2 separate regions of the Homo sapiens genome follow, and region 2 is linked to region 1. A link is a loop called in an ENCODE intact Hi-C map of the cell type or tissue named here. Cell type or tissue: IMR-90. All regions are shown on one strand. Links, peaks and the distances in the headings refer to the core of each region. The heading gives the core; the rest is flanking DNA. Region 1 overlaps RTTN (rotatin). Region 2 overlaps CCDC102B (coiled-coil domain containing 102B).

Region 1 (7,994 bases), core at 2,113-4,612:
ATGTATACATGTGTGTGTTTTTTTTCCTTGTCAGGATTAATTCAGTGGGAAGTAATGTGACAGATTTTGCCATATGGATATTGATGGACCTTTTCATTTTACCTGGCTTAGTGATAGGTATAAAAAATAATTCTGAACATAATATATGGACCACCTTATTTCATATATTTTAACACCTATTATTTTACTATTATATGTAGGTTGAAAAATACTGCTTTTATTGTGTTTTTGGTGCAAGTATATGATTTCTTGGTTAAAGCTGATCATTCCATAGAAACATTTTAAATGAAATGGCCCCTCAAGAGAAAGATCAGCTTTGTCCCTTCACGGGGGTGTTTAGGCAGCAAAGACCTAGAGTATTATGGAATAATTTGTCCTAGGTCAGGCTGCTATAACTGTGTAAGGACAAAAGCAGAGTGGAAGGAGATGGGAGCATCTGGGACCCATTTGTTTCCTCGAGAGGAGACAATGGATCTTTTTAAGGAAATTGTTGGATAAATCAGTGTCTCCTCCTTCTTTCCCTCTCTTCCTACAGGGTCCCTGTGTTCATGATGAGGACTCTGGCCTATCGCTCATTGGAAAACCTGCCCTTCAGGCTCTTTTATATCACTGCCATTTTTATGAACATTTGAATCAGATGGTAAAGCATTGTTACCTAGGACGGTGTATGTTTGATTTGAATTTTTCTGCTTTTGATAGAAATTCAGAAAGCAATGATTTAAATGGTAAGTACGATATCTTTGTATTTTTATTTTTGTAATATGTAACTTGTAAAAACTGTTAAAAATACATATATTTGTTTTAAAAATTTGAAAAATGAAAGTATACAGGGAAAACATTCATTTCCAGTTCTACCACCCAGAGAGATGTATTTTCTTCCCGTCTTCTTTCTCTGTATAGCCTTTGTTTGTTTTATGTAATTATGTTCATATCTTGTGTACATTTTTGTATTTCCTTCTTTCACTAAATATTCTGCAAGCATTTTTCTATGTTATAAATTCTTCATGGAAATTATTTTTGACATCTTATTAATACTTTATAAGTTATGCCCATCAGTACAGTTTTATAGTTTCTTTCTCTGTTAACGTCTCAAACTTTTTTGGAACTTTCACTTCTAGGCAATGTACAGTTTTTTTATCCTTCTTGTGAATGAGACTTTTTCCCACTATATTTTCTAATTCATTTTGCTCATGTATCAAAAAGTTATTTATTTTAGTATGTTACTTATTTGTCACAATATTTTCCTGAAACCTTTTTATTCCTTTTGTTTGTAGGTTCTTGTAGATTTGCTAAGTATAAGATCTGAGCACATAAAAATAATTATATCTTGTAATAAATAGTAATTTAATAATATAAATAGCTTTTATTTTTAAATTCATTTTTATAATAATTTTTTAGAATCTTGCCATAGTTTCAAACTTACAGAAAAGCTTCAGGAATAGTACAAAAGAATTCTCAAATGTTAACATTTTACAGTATTTACATCTTGCCACATGTGTGTGTATGTGTGTATAAATAAACGGATATGTATGATCTATATATACTCTTTTTGAGCCATTTAAGAGTAAGTTGAAGACATGAAGTTCCTTTATCCCCGAATTATTAAGTGTGAATGTGTGATTCACTTTTCTGTTTACTTCTTGGAAGAATCAAGAAAATGAGATTTGATGAAGTTTTGAACATTTTAAATATCCCTCTTAGAAAAGTGACTCACTTAATTGTTTAGATTTCTCTGGATCAGTTACTTAGAGCATGGCCCTTAAACTAACAGCATTGGCATCTTCTGTGAACTTGTTAGAAGTGAACACTCAGGGCTTCCACTCTGACCTGGGGTATTGGAGCCTCTGGGGCTGGGGCTGAAGCAGCTGCTTTAGCAAGCTCTCAGTGATTCTTATGCACATTAAAAAAAAACTCTCCTTAGATTTTTTTTTTTTTAAATAGTGGTCTATCTCAGAAGCCAGATCCATATAAGTTTTTTCCTTTCTTTAGTTTTGAATTGGTTTCCTGTAATGCGTACCCTTTTAATTAATTGTTACAGTTCCTAGGAGGGTGTCCATGTTAACAATTTTCTCGTTGTTGCAGGTTTAGATGACTCATTCAAGTTTTGGAGGGCTCCATCTAGGACAAGTCAGGATCGAGATCCAAGTTCTCTCTCCACCTCAGAAACAACGGTACTTGCAAAGAATGCATAAGTCCTTTATTTTGAATCTCTGAAAAAATTTGAGTTTGCCTAGTGGGAGAGTTAAGAATACAAAGTGTAAGGTTATAACAGCTATGATTTATTCGAAGTGCTTTCTGCAGAATTTTGCTAAATTATTGTATTCAAGCTGCACATCAGTCATACATTATAGATACTTATCTTGCTTTTCTGTGTGCGCAAGCCACTCTGAAGTAAAGTAACTTTGTGATCATTAGTGCTATAGGTAGCAGAACTGGAGTTTGAACCAGGGTGTGTCTTGCTACGGTATAGCTACACTGAATATCCCTTTAGTTGAGAATTTTCAACCTCTCTTTCCTACCTTTTTTGATAGTACGAAAGTGTGAAAATATGTTTTTCGTTAGTATTAGAAGAGAACAAATCCTACATGTTAAAAATGGTTGATTACCCTGAAATTGTGCTTAAGGGCAGGGCAATATGAAGAACATTCAAATGATTCTAGTGTGGTGCTGACAGCTTTAAACACACTTCTAAATACTTGCATCACATAGAAGTTTATCTGGAATACCTGAAATTTATATATGCCTGTTTGCATGCCTTCTTTCCTTCCCCTTTCATTCATGCATTAGTTGCTTTTTTTGCAGAAAAGTTTGAAACACTGAGTATTTATAAGGAATGATTGATACTAGGTTTCAGTTATTTACAAACATACAGAATCATTTATTCTCAACTGGGAAATGTTACTTTTAATTTTAAAGTGTTTTTGAAATAATTAGTGTATTATACAACATATCAGGAAGGGAAAGATTTGATACACCTGTTTCCAGGAACAAAAATAATATGAGAATAATAATTATACAGACATTATAATGTAAAGATTATGTTTAATCTATCTCCTAGTTTCTCAAAAGACTGATACTTTTTGCTACAGTTTTAAGTCTTTTTTTCCCTAGATTCAAGAGAAGTATTTGTGTTTAGTGCTACATTGGACCTTTGTATGGAAAAGTAAGATAATTACCCGAGTTCCACTAGATGTCATGCTTTCCTTTCCAAGGTGGAGATAGTGTGTACCTTTGTCTCAACAAGAGCAGTAATATGATAAATGCCAAACTGAATTGTCTTAATTGGTTATTTAGTTCACAGAAGGACAGCATGAAAGTGTGCTTAAAAGTAAATTTTGTTTGTTAGCCTATTTGTCAAAAGGGCTATAGACTAGCCTTGAAATCTTTGTACATATTTCAGTTTTTTTGCTTTTAGTAGGTACTCAGTAAATAATAATTGCTCTAATTAACTTTGAGTTATCTTAGCTATTTTGTGGTGAGCACTGAAGTCATATTTATCCTATACAAGAAAACCTAAATACAAAAAGCAAAAGCATATCAACCTTTTGAATTTCTCTATTTTGTAATAACATTTAATCTTACAGGTTAGAATACTAGATTTTCTGAGAAAATTTGGAAATATGTTATTAATTGTAGTCATTATTAAAGAAAGAAGCACCCCAATTAAAGTGAAGGTCTTTAACTTGTTTGTGTTTGAATGTAACACAGACTTTTAGAAATATATACCAATGGAATCTTTTCAGTTTTTTTAAAAGAATTTTGTAATATGTGTAAAATTTATTTCTTATTATTTTCTCTAAAGGCTAGTGTATTCTGTTAGAATTTTTACAGAATTTACTTTTTACTTTCTTTTTCGGGAGGTTTCCAAACAACTTTTAGAATGGGTGACTTTTAGTTACAAAAATAGTCTTCGTACCCTAATTCTACTAGTTATATTTTCTTTACCATACCCAAGATGATGTGTATCTTTGTCCCAACAGGAGAAAAATCTGGAGAGTGTTTTCATTCTGCCAGTGTTACTTTAAACCAAAGCTGTCAGTACTTCGACCAAGGCATACTTTCTTATGTATAAAAAAATGTTGAAGTTACAAATTGAGGTATAAGTTGAGTGGATGTAAATCTTATTAATCAGCTTATCTGCTTATTTATATCTTTGTTTTGTTTATCTCAGAATTGAGAAAAAATGCAATCCTTTATTGGTTAGTTGGCTGGTTTTTCCATTTTATCTTTCCAAGGAAAGCATCATCTTTTGATTTGGGTCATGTCATCCAGCATGCTCTCCTGGGTTACTATCCATTTTGTGCTGTTAATGCCAAGTTAGGGACTTTCATGCTGTTACCTAATGTGTATTAGTTCCGTTGTTTGGCAAGCTTCGTAAGGATTGTTGGGTCCTGTATGTTTGATAAACTGCAGATAGAGTAAGCAGAGTGTCATTGTTAGCTTTGGGGCATCGCCCTTGTAAATGCTTCCTCAGGAGTGGCCTCTATCGAACTCAATATTCTCCTCCTCTGGGGTAGGAGGATGCAGCCATTAGGTGGTGTTTTTCTTCTCGAAATCACGTTTATATCCAAGATGGATAGCTGTTTGTGCCTCTTACACACCTGTGTGCAGCAACAGCTTTATGACCAAAATTTGGTCTCTTCTGTTGTTCCTGAGCAGAACTATGTCTGTATTTTTTTAAATTTATCAATTGTCAAAATAAAATATGTGGGAAATATAATTCCTTTCTTTTTGAGCCTTTCTTTGTGAAATATGTGATCTTTCAAACTTTTTTCTGGAACACAGATTTAAAGAAAACTGATTTTAGTTTTTCTAAACATTTAAAGAGAATTTTTACACTTCATAGTCTTAAAACAACTGAAAAGCATTGTTACTATTTTGCAAAAGAGGAAATTAGGGCATGGAGTGAGGTCCCACTCCATGGAGTGCATGCTTGTTCAAGTTCCTAGCATGGTAACTGGTAGACCATTCTTTTGAGTCCAGAAGTATGTTTGCTTCCTCCTTCACTCTAAGGCCAGATGTGATTGATCCCATAAAAGATGGTGTAGTCAAGGGACAGTGAGGTTTCTTTAGAGGGAAAGATGAAATGAAAAGTGGTTTTGTGTAGGAAGTGGCCACTGAAATGGGCTTTACAATATTATCCCCTTCTCTTTTATATGCATACAAACATTTGCAAGGGACTGAAAAGATTCAAATATTCCTTAGGATTCAGTGACCACTTAACAAATGACAAAAGTCTACTTGAGAACATAAAGCATACTTAGACTTTCTAACTAAATATGAAGTTGTGTTGTACTGAAGGCATTAACATTCAGAAAATGCAAGAGGTTGTTTGGAGTAGAATGTGGGACGGAAAGCTAAAGTTTGATGACCTGACTAATCAGATAGGAGTTAGTTAAGAAAGCTGAATCAGCTTTTGGATTTGAAGAGGTAAGATATAAGAGCTATAAAGATAAAGATGTAAGGATATTTCAGCAGCATGGAATGGCATGAAACATTACAACTGATATGAGAGAAATAACGTATTGACACTCATTTGATGGTAGTTAAAATTGTTTTATAGAAGGAAGAGTAGACAGAGGATAGTTTAAGCAGGGATGGATCCAAGAGGCTTTCTAAAAGAAAAATAGTTTTGACATAGGCATCACTGATAGGACATACAAATACCTCCAGCATGGTGACCCCAGGAAAACTTGAGGAGGTGGTAGTTTGTGTGATGATGGAGAGAGAAAGAAAATGTTATACTCTGTTTAAATAAATTTCAGCTACCTGTGGATTATCCAGAGTCTAACAACCTCTTATATTTAGTTAGGAGGAAAATACAAGTGAGACAAGCTCTTGGAAATTTGTGCTCTTAGATTACACACAGGATGGCACAGGAACTGTGACTGTGTTGTGGTGATGATCTGTCTCTTTAAGTGGTCCTTTGGTTAGACATGCAAGAATCGTCTATCATCTTCTGCTCATTCCTTCAGAGGACTTTTCTGAGCTTTCTTTTTTTTACATATATTGTACATAATCCATTTGAATTATGAATCTATTAGTTGAAATAATTTAAACTTCTTGTTATAATTTGGTTAGAATTAATGATTACAAATTGAGAAGCATGCCAAAGCTTTCCTGCTCCTGGGCATATAGAGAAAGGTATTATTTATTAAAATGAACACATGAAGCTTAGAATCTCTTAGAAACCCTTCATATCTTATATTTTTCCATGTTTTCAAAATGTGGCTAGACTTGTACTTTATTTTTTTCACACTACAATCCTTATTTTCTCCCTTTGTACCTTTTTAAAAACAATTAAATAAACTTTTTTGGCACCAGTACTGCTTTTGAGGGAAGTTGATGGAACTATTACAAGATCATTTTGGCAAATACAATATTCAAGTTCTGAATTAACTTTCAAAAAAAGTTAAAGTGTCTAGTGAAATCACTTGCTTCTGTAAGGCAGATACAAAGAAAATCATTTTTGTACATTGATGCATTTTTGCTTATATGACAGAAATTGTTTTTTACATTCCAGTTCTACTTGGATATGGCAAATGACTCTGCTATTTTCAGTGATTTCAAAGGGACTTTCTTAATTTTAGCTGCTTATTTTACACTGAAGCATAATTTAGAAACCTTCTTTAGTTACCAAATCTGCTTACAAACACACTGAAGAACAATTTTTTTCAGTTTTTATAAGCAAGATTTGAGTCCATTTTATTTTTTTATTTTCCCCTAGTTTTGAGCTAAAATGACAAATAAAATTGTATATATTTGAGATATACAGTGAGATTACTTGACATATGTATATGTGATGAAATGATTACCACAGTCAAATTAGTTAACACATCTGTCACCTAAGAGTCAACCTTTTTTTTTTGTGGTGAGAACACTTAAGAACTACTCTCTTTCAAGTAGACTGTGCAGTGTTATTAACCATATTAACCATATTCACCATGCTACACATTAGACCATATTAACCATATTCACCATGCTACACATTAGATCCCCAGAACATACTCATCTTATCTGAAAGTTTGCACTCTTTGACCAAACATCTCCCCTTTTCCCCAGCTCCTATCCCCTAGCAACATCCATTACACTAATCTGAGTCTGTTTTAGGACAGTACCTTTAAGTAGCATCAGCCTGCTCTAAAAAGCTTGTATTGTCTTTTGTAATATCTGTAAAGTAATAAGGCTAGAAATATATTCAAATTCAGATTTTTTTGTCTTACCGAGGGATTATAAATTGAAGATCTCAGGATATGTCATGTGGCAGATGTGAAAGCGAGGGAAAAGTCTAGATTGTGATTTTGCACTTAGACCATTCTAATGAATTGAGCAAGTGATAGATACAAGAATTAGACTCTCGCTGTTGTAAGAGGACAACCCTAGTTATCCTACTTACTGTGAGGTACAGAGCAGAGCAGCGAGAAGCTTGACAGGAACGGATGACTTCAGCAGACTAAGTTTGCTCTTAAACTAAGCCAATTCCTCCTCCTTCACCTGGGATGGGGCAGCTGAAGTTAGTCTAGCTGAAGTTCCGCGGGGACACAGGGGGATCAGGGAGAAAGAAGCAAGCCTCTCCTCGCAAACAAGGCCAGCCAGCTTTCTCAAGAGGTACGTCTGAGGACTTCCTCTGATTCTAACGAATTTATGCTGTCATGAATGCAGTTCTGGACTGAGAATCCTAGTCTCAACTCAGACAAATCCCTTAACTTGTGGTCCTTTTCTCTAAATGAGGACGTGGACTAGGTCAGGCTTTTTGTACCTATAGCTTCGTAGGCTCATACTGCACCTTCCAGTAGCTAATACTTAATGCCAAAATTGTCTAGTTATTACTTGGATTTTAAGGTGAAAAGTAACATGTTTACATATCGATGTACTTTATCAAATGTAACCAAATACTATCGATTGGAGATTATATCTAAACAAGCAAAGATTTGAGCATAGAACTGGGACAATTTGCTTTAATACTTTTTTGCTTTTAGTTATTAAAATAGCAA
Region 2 (7,994 bases), core at 3,288-5,787, 1.1 Mb after region 1:
TACCAAAAACTCATTATCCAAGAAATGCTTAGAAGCTCTGGAGATGGTTAATGTTTGAAAATTTAGAATGAAATTAAGTCACTGAAATGACTGGACACACTAACTACCAGGAATTTTTAAGCAATGAGAAAACTGAAATTCCAATTTAGATTTTATACTATTTTTAAGGTTACCAGGCTCAGGCCTCCTGTTTTTGCCTTGCTAAGGGGAAAACTGAAGCTTCGAGAACCCAGCAGCAGGGGCTGCCATAAAAGCCATTGTCTTTCCTCAGTAAAACGAATGCAAAGACAGCCTGTTGTAAAACCAATGCTTTTGTAAAGTGGAAAACTCAGAAGGATAAAAATTGTTCCATTTCAGGTAGAAAACTTTATAAAATCTCTCCATCCCTTTCATCAAAATTGAGGTTCTTAGTCTTGTGAGACACTGAAGGGTGAAATTAAGGCTTTACTGACTTCAACACCCCTGCTGTGTGGAATTTGGGAGAGACAAAAGGCCTCTGTTAGGCTACATTTTCTGTTCAAATTATTAAGACTTCTGATCCAATCTAATGAAATGGATCTTGAGCTTTCAACATCCATTCAGTGTCCTTTACAGGTGGGAAAAATATATAACTTATGGCTGCTGACTTTTAGCTATGACGAGTTGAAATGTGTTTGATGAAAATCCTCAATAGCTCATTGAGCACGTATTCCTGGTCTCCAGCTGACTGACTGCATTGCCTCTCATCACCACTTCAGAAAGGCACACCTTTTCTGCCGCTTTGTCATGCTCTCCAGCTTTCCACCCTAATTTCTCCATTGCTTCTTCTAGCATTGAGGTTAGATACCACGACTCCTCATTTCAACTACTTTCTTGCCCTACAATAATCCATTGTCCCCCCTCTTTAAAATCCAGCTGCCAAGAAAAGCAGCAGTTTTCCTCTACTTAAAAGCATTAAAAAGGCTCAAGTTAATTAAAAAATTTACCCTACTACCTAACGTAACGATTATTAAATTTCTAGTTTTTTGAAAAGATCACATTCAAATATCTTAAAAGAGTAGTTTGTAATAGTTTCTTCCATTTCTTCCCTTTCCACTCCAGTATGGGTTCTTCGCCCTATTTCCTCCCCTCTGACAAGCTCTCACCAAGCTCACCATCAACTCCTGTATCATAAATCCAAAGCATGCCTTTTATTCTTCATTTTATCATCTGGCATGGCTTGACAGAGGTAGCCACGTCCTCCTCCTGCACTCAGTGTTTTTCAAGCCTTATCCCATTCTTCTGCTTTTCTCCTTTTCCTTTTGATGATCCTCCTCAGCTTCGTTTGCCAGCTCTGCCTCTCTAATTATCAACTGTAATTTCTAGGGATAAGGATGAGTCTCGTATTTGTTCTTCCTTCACTGTCAATAGCCTTTTGCCTTCCCATAAGATTGTTTGCCACCTGTGGGTCTAGGATTCTGAAATCCATGCTGATAATCCAGGCGATGTCTCCAATGTCCTGATCCGTATAGTACTCGAAACCGTAACTTAATAACTGAAATGTGTTGAGTTCTTAGTGTGAGCCAATATTGAGATTAAGAGCTTTCACTAATTTATCTATTAATCCTTTGAATACAGTATAATCACCACTTTACAAATGAGGAAAATGAGGCTTAGAAAAGAGAGGAGCTCAAGTTCACACCTCTAACAGATGGAGTCCAAATTCATACCAAATCCCAACTTCAAGTGCTTGACTATCATCTAACTGCCCAGTGTCTGTAAGTTAAACGTTTTGTGTGCTTCAAATCAGACCCATCTGAAGATGACTGAATAGATGTTTCCACCAAAACAAACACTCCCTGTAAAAAATCCATTGCTCTTTCAGTGTACCAATCTCATTTACCTCTGTAAAAAGCACCACTTATACCTAGTTACACAAGCAGCTCTCCCTCCTTTCTCTCCCTAGATACTGGTCACTCAACTATCTGCAATATGTAAGACCCCTCTTCTCCAATGAACTTCACAGTGCATTGGGTAATTTCTGTCTTGGTTAGTATTATATCCCCAGAAGTGGGGAAAGTATTAGCTACTATTTGATTTTCAAAAAAGCCTAGTTAACTTATGGGCTATTAACTATCAATATTATATCATGCATAATTGTTGAAATTTAAATCAATCAATGTCATTTCTAGGAATTATTTGGCGTCTTCCCAGGTAGGGAAATTTCTACCCAATATAATGTCATATAATGAATAAAACAGAACAGCGTATGAAGACAGAAAACAGGGGAGGTAAAAACTATTGACTGTTAGGTCTACACTCTACGGGACAGAAACTAAATTTATCTGATTAAAATGGTATCCTCTATCTACCAGATTGCCCTTGCATTGTAGCTGCTCACAAGATATTTGTTGAATAAATGGATAAATGCTTAATTGAAGATGACTTTCATATGTCGAGCATTATGAATGTGTTATATGCATGATCTTATTCAATTTTTACAATATTCTTATGAGGACATTTAATTTAAAAAATTCTGGAACTTAATGAGGTTAAAAATTATTTCCAGATTATGGAGCCCATCTACATCTACATCTGACTCTGAAGCTCACAGTCTTTCTCCTGCACCATAACTACTTTCCGTTACACATGCTTACTCCATTTACCACAGACTCAAATATTTCCAGGTAGAATTCACAATCAAAGTTTCAAACAAACTAACTTTTGGCTCATTTATCGTATAGGCTTTGTATAAGATATTGACTAAAGAATATTATCTGACTTGTAAAAATCTAATCAGCTAACATTTTTATCTATCCTAATTAACGTATACCTGATTTTCCCATTTAGTGCTTAGGGTAAACATTTGTAAATCTTTATTTAGAAACAAATCATCTATATGGTGCTTCATTAAATCAATATATTCCATAAAGAATGATGATGAACATAAATCAAATGTGAACACACCCTGGAAGGAAAACCATTTCAAAAGTGAATTCTAACTTCACAAATATACGTTACAAAAAGGGCAGTGACACAAAGATATTCATTACATAATGAACTTTAATAATAAAAATCATTTGTGGATATAATGGCAATAGTGACTTTGGAGATAGCTTAATGTCACTGTCATTCATGACTTTTAATATACGTGAAATAACAATCAGACATCCCTTAACTTCAAGTCAATTGAACAATTATGTCTATTGCAGGTGTTTCTAAAAGAGAATTATATTCCATTTAGCTTCTGCCTCCTATAAAATACCTTTTTATAAAATTATAAGAGTACATACTAAGTCAATGAAAAAAGATAATAGAAAATTTCAACTCTAATGGATTTTTAAAAATCATTATAGGTATTTTATTTCATAAACTGATTCATCAATGCTTCTGCAAAAACATAATAGACAATTTAGCTTTTTTAAAGGCAGAAGTAGTCATTAAAAAATTATAAATATTGAGATTATATTTGATTAAACTATATTTGATTAAATCTTAGTTACAGATAGAATGTATAAATATTTCTAAATACTTTCAAGTTGCAAAACTTTTCTTGTTCTTGCATATTGAAAAATATTTATTGTTACACTATTACATCAAATATTTAAGAAAGAATCATGAAATATTCCATTAACTTTCCTACTGCATGTTAGCAAAAGCCATTATCTATCCATCTTGGCTTCCTTTGTTTTCATCCTAATTCCAATTTTTAATATTTTGCTAATTTATTATCCCTGGTGGAGAAAACTCCAAAATGTATAAATATTGATCAGAATATTTGTCTTGATTTGTTTATAAAAAACAAAAGTGTCAAGTAAGAGGTTGTTTTATTGTTTTCTTTAAAAAATGTCTCAGAGATATATATTGATAATATACTCCTCAAAATAACTGCTTATTAGAACTGTCTATTGTATTGGTGTTAATGACTGAATGTTCATCAGGGGGCTTTTTGATGATTCATCAGGCAGAATCATCATTGGCATGTACCCTTATAAAACAGCTGATATCTTCCCAAACATCTACTGGCTGAAAATAACATCTTCCACTTTTAAAAAATTAATACTGCTCATCTGAATTAGTAACCACCTATAAGTACAAAATGAAACAACTTATGTTATAGCTTAAAGCATTGACCCATAGTAGGTACTCCTAAAATAAGAATAAAGAGGTGTTGCTACCACAAAGCAGGCTTTGTGGCCAAAATGTCATAAATAGAAACTGAGAAAAGGAAAGGCAAAACTAATTTGCTGACTTGGTGCTTCCTTTTTCTAATCTGATGTCACCCCCTACCCCTCAGTGGAGGACATGACAAGGAGAGAAAAGTAATGAACAGACTCAGGCCTCCCCTTTTGGGTGTGCTGTGGTTCTAGCCCCGTCTGTATATTTGAATCACCTGGAAACAGGAGTCACCAAAAAAGGTGCTGATACCATCACAGCAAGCCAGATTGATTTATCAGACTCTGGGGAGTGGTATCTGACTGAGTATTTCTGAATCATCTCTCCAACTGATACTAATATGAAGCTAGGTTTGAGAACTAACGAAGAATAGTTTTATACATATTTCTATATATTTTGTAATACATTTTGTCAGAGAAGTTGTAGATGGTGGTAGGATAGGAAGACCTGGTAGAATGCTTTTCCATAGCATAATTGGAGGGCTGTCGTTTTTGAGAACATTGGTTCTTCCATGCATCCTTTCTGAGTGCCTTAGTGCATAGCAGTAGCCCCTAAGGTGTGGTTTGTTGGCCAGCAGCATTAGTGTCAGCTGGGAACTTGTGAGAGATGCAGATACTTAGGCCTGTCACAGACTTGCCCAATCAGCAAATCTGGGGGTGGGCACTGGTAAACAGTATTTTAACTAGCCCCCTGGGACTCTGGTAACCCACTAAAATTTGAGAAGCATTTGGCATAAGTGTTTGTACAACTCAGCTAATCTCAAAGGGATCAAGAGGATAATTTATTTCTTCAGTGCTTAACAAGAACCTTGAAGTGAGGACCAGCATGGGCTTGTGTGCAGACGGTGGGAGTCCATGTCAGGGAACAATTGTTCAGGCCTATTGATAAGTCCCCTGAACTACCTATCTCCCCTCACATAGAAATTCTTCTGAAAAGCTGAGCATCCAGAGGATTTCAATGTTGCACTTTTGTTGATACATCCAACCAAATCTGGGTGTAAATGGGTGTTTATTAGTCCATTTTCATACTGTTATAAAGAACTGCCTGAGACTGGGTAATTTATAAAGGAAAGAGGTTTAATTGACTCACAGTTCAGCATAGCTGGGGAGACCTCAGGAAACTTACAATTATGGCAGAAGGCAGAGAGGAAGCAAGACACCGTCTTCACAAGGTGGCAGGAAGAAGTATGGTGGAGGTAGGGGGAAAAGCCCCTTATTAAACCATCAGATCTCGTGAGAACTCACCCACTATCACAAGAGCAGCATGGGGGAAACTGCCCTCATGATTCAATTACCTCCACCTGGTTTCTCCCTTGACACATGGGATTATGGGGATTACAATTTAAGATGAGATGTGGGTGGGGACACAAAGCCTAACCATATTAGGTGTATAAGGAAAATGTAACCAATGGGTACCTAAAAATAGAGATCTGATAAGTTTTGGGGGGGAAGAAGGGAAAAGGGGGCTGAGACGCAGAGACTGTACCACAGCATCAGAAGTTTTAAGACATATTGTAGTAACATAGGCAGTTCAGAAACTTTAATCCTACGAGAGTTCCTTGGTTGCTAATGATGCTACTTACAGCCATAAACATAGAATGAAACAGGCATTTCAGGAAAGTATAATAGCTGTGGGACAAGCAGCAAGTTTTGCTGATGATGGCCACAGATCCCTTGCATAGTTGGTAATTTAAAACCATTTCCCATAGGATCCATATATTCATTATTATGAACCTCTTAGCTGCAAATGCAGGCTAACCATGTCTCAGATGGAATGTGATCTGTGTTGGTGACTACTCATGTGTGATGTTGTTTTCTAGGTGATATAAAGACAACAAGCTTAATGCAATTCTGTTACCAAGGTCGCCACTAACTCTCTTTAATTTCTGGCTCACAGGAAGGCAATATTCAAACAATGCTTTTCTTCACTCTTTAGTGTGAACCTGTGTTTGAATACTTGCTTCTTGTTACATATTCTCATAGGATTTCAGGTGTCTCATCTACAAAATGGGGGTGATAAAATACCTATCAGCTAACTTTTTATGATGTCATATTCACACCATACATAGCACAAGGCATTGCACATACTATGTGCTCAATTCGTGGCAGTTATTTTAGTATTAAATAATAATATTATTTATTAAATTGATTTCAGTAAAATAATTATGTTGGTGTCATACACACTGTATAGTTTGCATAGGTATTTTATTACAAATATATAAAAATACATATATACATTTTTGTATAGCCTGATTTCTGTAGTGTACAATAAATGTACATTTCATATACATTTTTTGTATACACACTAAGTACCTATATTTGTGCCTGGAAAAATTTTCTTGGGAGTTACATAAATTGCTAAATGATTCCCTGTTTTTATTAAAACAGGACAGAATGGTAAAAAAAAAACTGTATGTGTATGTTTCTGTATGTTTATATTTATATGTTTTCATTTAACAGAGATTCTCCATGTCCTTTTTTGGAGTAGAAGGCAGTATAATATAAAGGAGGAAACAGGGGCTTTTGAATCACATTGACCCATTCAATGTAATATATTGAATTTTTTTTATTGCAAGCCATCTAAAAAGGCAACAGAGATCAGAAGGCTAAGTAATGTCAGACTTGAGCAAGTCACTAAGCCTTTCTGGCAACTTCCATGTTTGTAAAATATCAATAATAAAATTTATACCCAAGATTATAGTTAAGGTAAACCCACATAGCAAGTATGAGCAGCTGGCTTATAATAGGTGCTCAATAAATATCCTTTCCCCCAATGGGAACCTTATTTGTGTCCCTGCTCCATGAAACCGGACTCACCTGGACAAAATCTCTGGGTACAGGTGAGGAATGGGTTTATAAAAACAGAGTAGCAACCTGGGAGAGAAGAAACCGCAACAACTAAAGAGGGAACACCTGAGGCTTCAGAAGGCATGGGGAGAGAGATCCACCTGAGTCAAGCAGCAGGCATGGCTGGACCTGCTGGGCCTTTTATCATCAACCACAGCTCATGAATGCAGACTTGTCTTGTGCATGCACAAACGCACAGACTGGACAACCTTGTTTCATTTGAACTGATAAAAATTCAAGTGCTGCTTCTGACTCCCAACTGGCCTTCAGTTATGTATGCATGGCTATTGAATCTGCAAATATGTGGTGATTCTGTTCTTGAGGCCTAAACAAATCAACATAATACTGATCCAAAACAAGTTCAACAATTTCCAAACTAGGGTAACCTGTGTCCCCTCTGAGACAGCATAAGCCGTATATCAGCAATTCTTGTATGAGTTGCAATTAACAACCCATAATCTACATCTTGGCTCAACAAGGAGAAAGATATGTAGTCATCAACAATTTCTGCTGTCTTAATTAACACTGTTCAGGTGGAGCAGTGCATATGAGCCATAAGATGAGAAGTGAAAATGAATGATTATCTGAAATAAGACACACTACTTCTTCTGGGGGCTTATTCAATAGGCTGAGTGCAGGATTCTGGTGTGCATGGCTGAGATCAATATTGCTGATTGGCCTCATACTGCTGATCAGAATTCTGTTGATAATAGCACTAATCAAGTGTTGTATGAGACAAACTGAATGAAATCGGACCCAGTCCCTATCAGAGCATCAAATCCAAGTCCCAAGAGTAGTGGTGTTGTGTTAGTTGTTGCTGTAACAAATTATGACTAACAATGGTTTAAACAATACAAATTTATTATCTTGGAATTCTGGAGGTCAGAAGCCTGACATAGCTCTCACGTGGCTACAATTGCAATATTTTAATAGGCTCTACAGGAGATTTGCTTCTTTGATCATTCAAGCTGTGGCAGAGTTAGTCCCTTGTGTTTGTAGGATTACGCTCCCCAT

The links. Hi-C counts contacts between places; a loop is a spot of excess contacts. Peaks named below come from ENCODE experiments on the same cell type or tissue, not always from the same donor. Only the 100,000 strongest peaks of a DNase experiment are listed, where the experiment ranks them.
Region 2: it touches region 1 in a loop (4-fold over the local background); 13 of 110 quality-filtered maps call a loop at or near these places.

What each region holds. Positions count from the first base shown.
Region 1 is chr18:70,068,083-70,076,076 of GRCh38, reverse strand. It overlaps RTTN (rotatin), which reads left to right. Exons shown (of 49, transcript NM_173630.4): 33 at 536-725; 34 at 2,083-2,171. Among named protein-coding and RNA genes, the nearest start is that of CD226, 120 kb to the right of the region's middle. RefSeq lists a silencer at 3,130-3,424. In IMR-90, for the core only: a CTCF peak has its summit at 3,195; no DNase peak of the experiment used is centred there.
Region 2 is chr18:68,921,718-68,929,711 of GRCh38, reverse strand. The region is part of intron 6 of CCDC102B (coiled-coil domain containing 102B); the gene reads right to left. Among named protein-coding and RNA genes, the nearest start is that of CCDC102B, 130 kb to the right of the region's middle. In IMR-90, for the core only: a CTCF peak has its summit at 4,249; no DNase peak of the experiment used is centred there.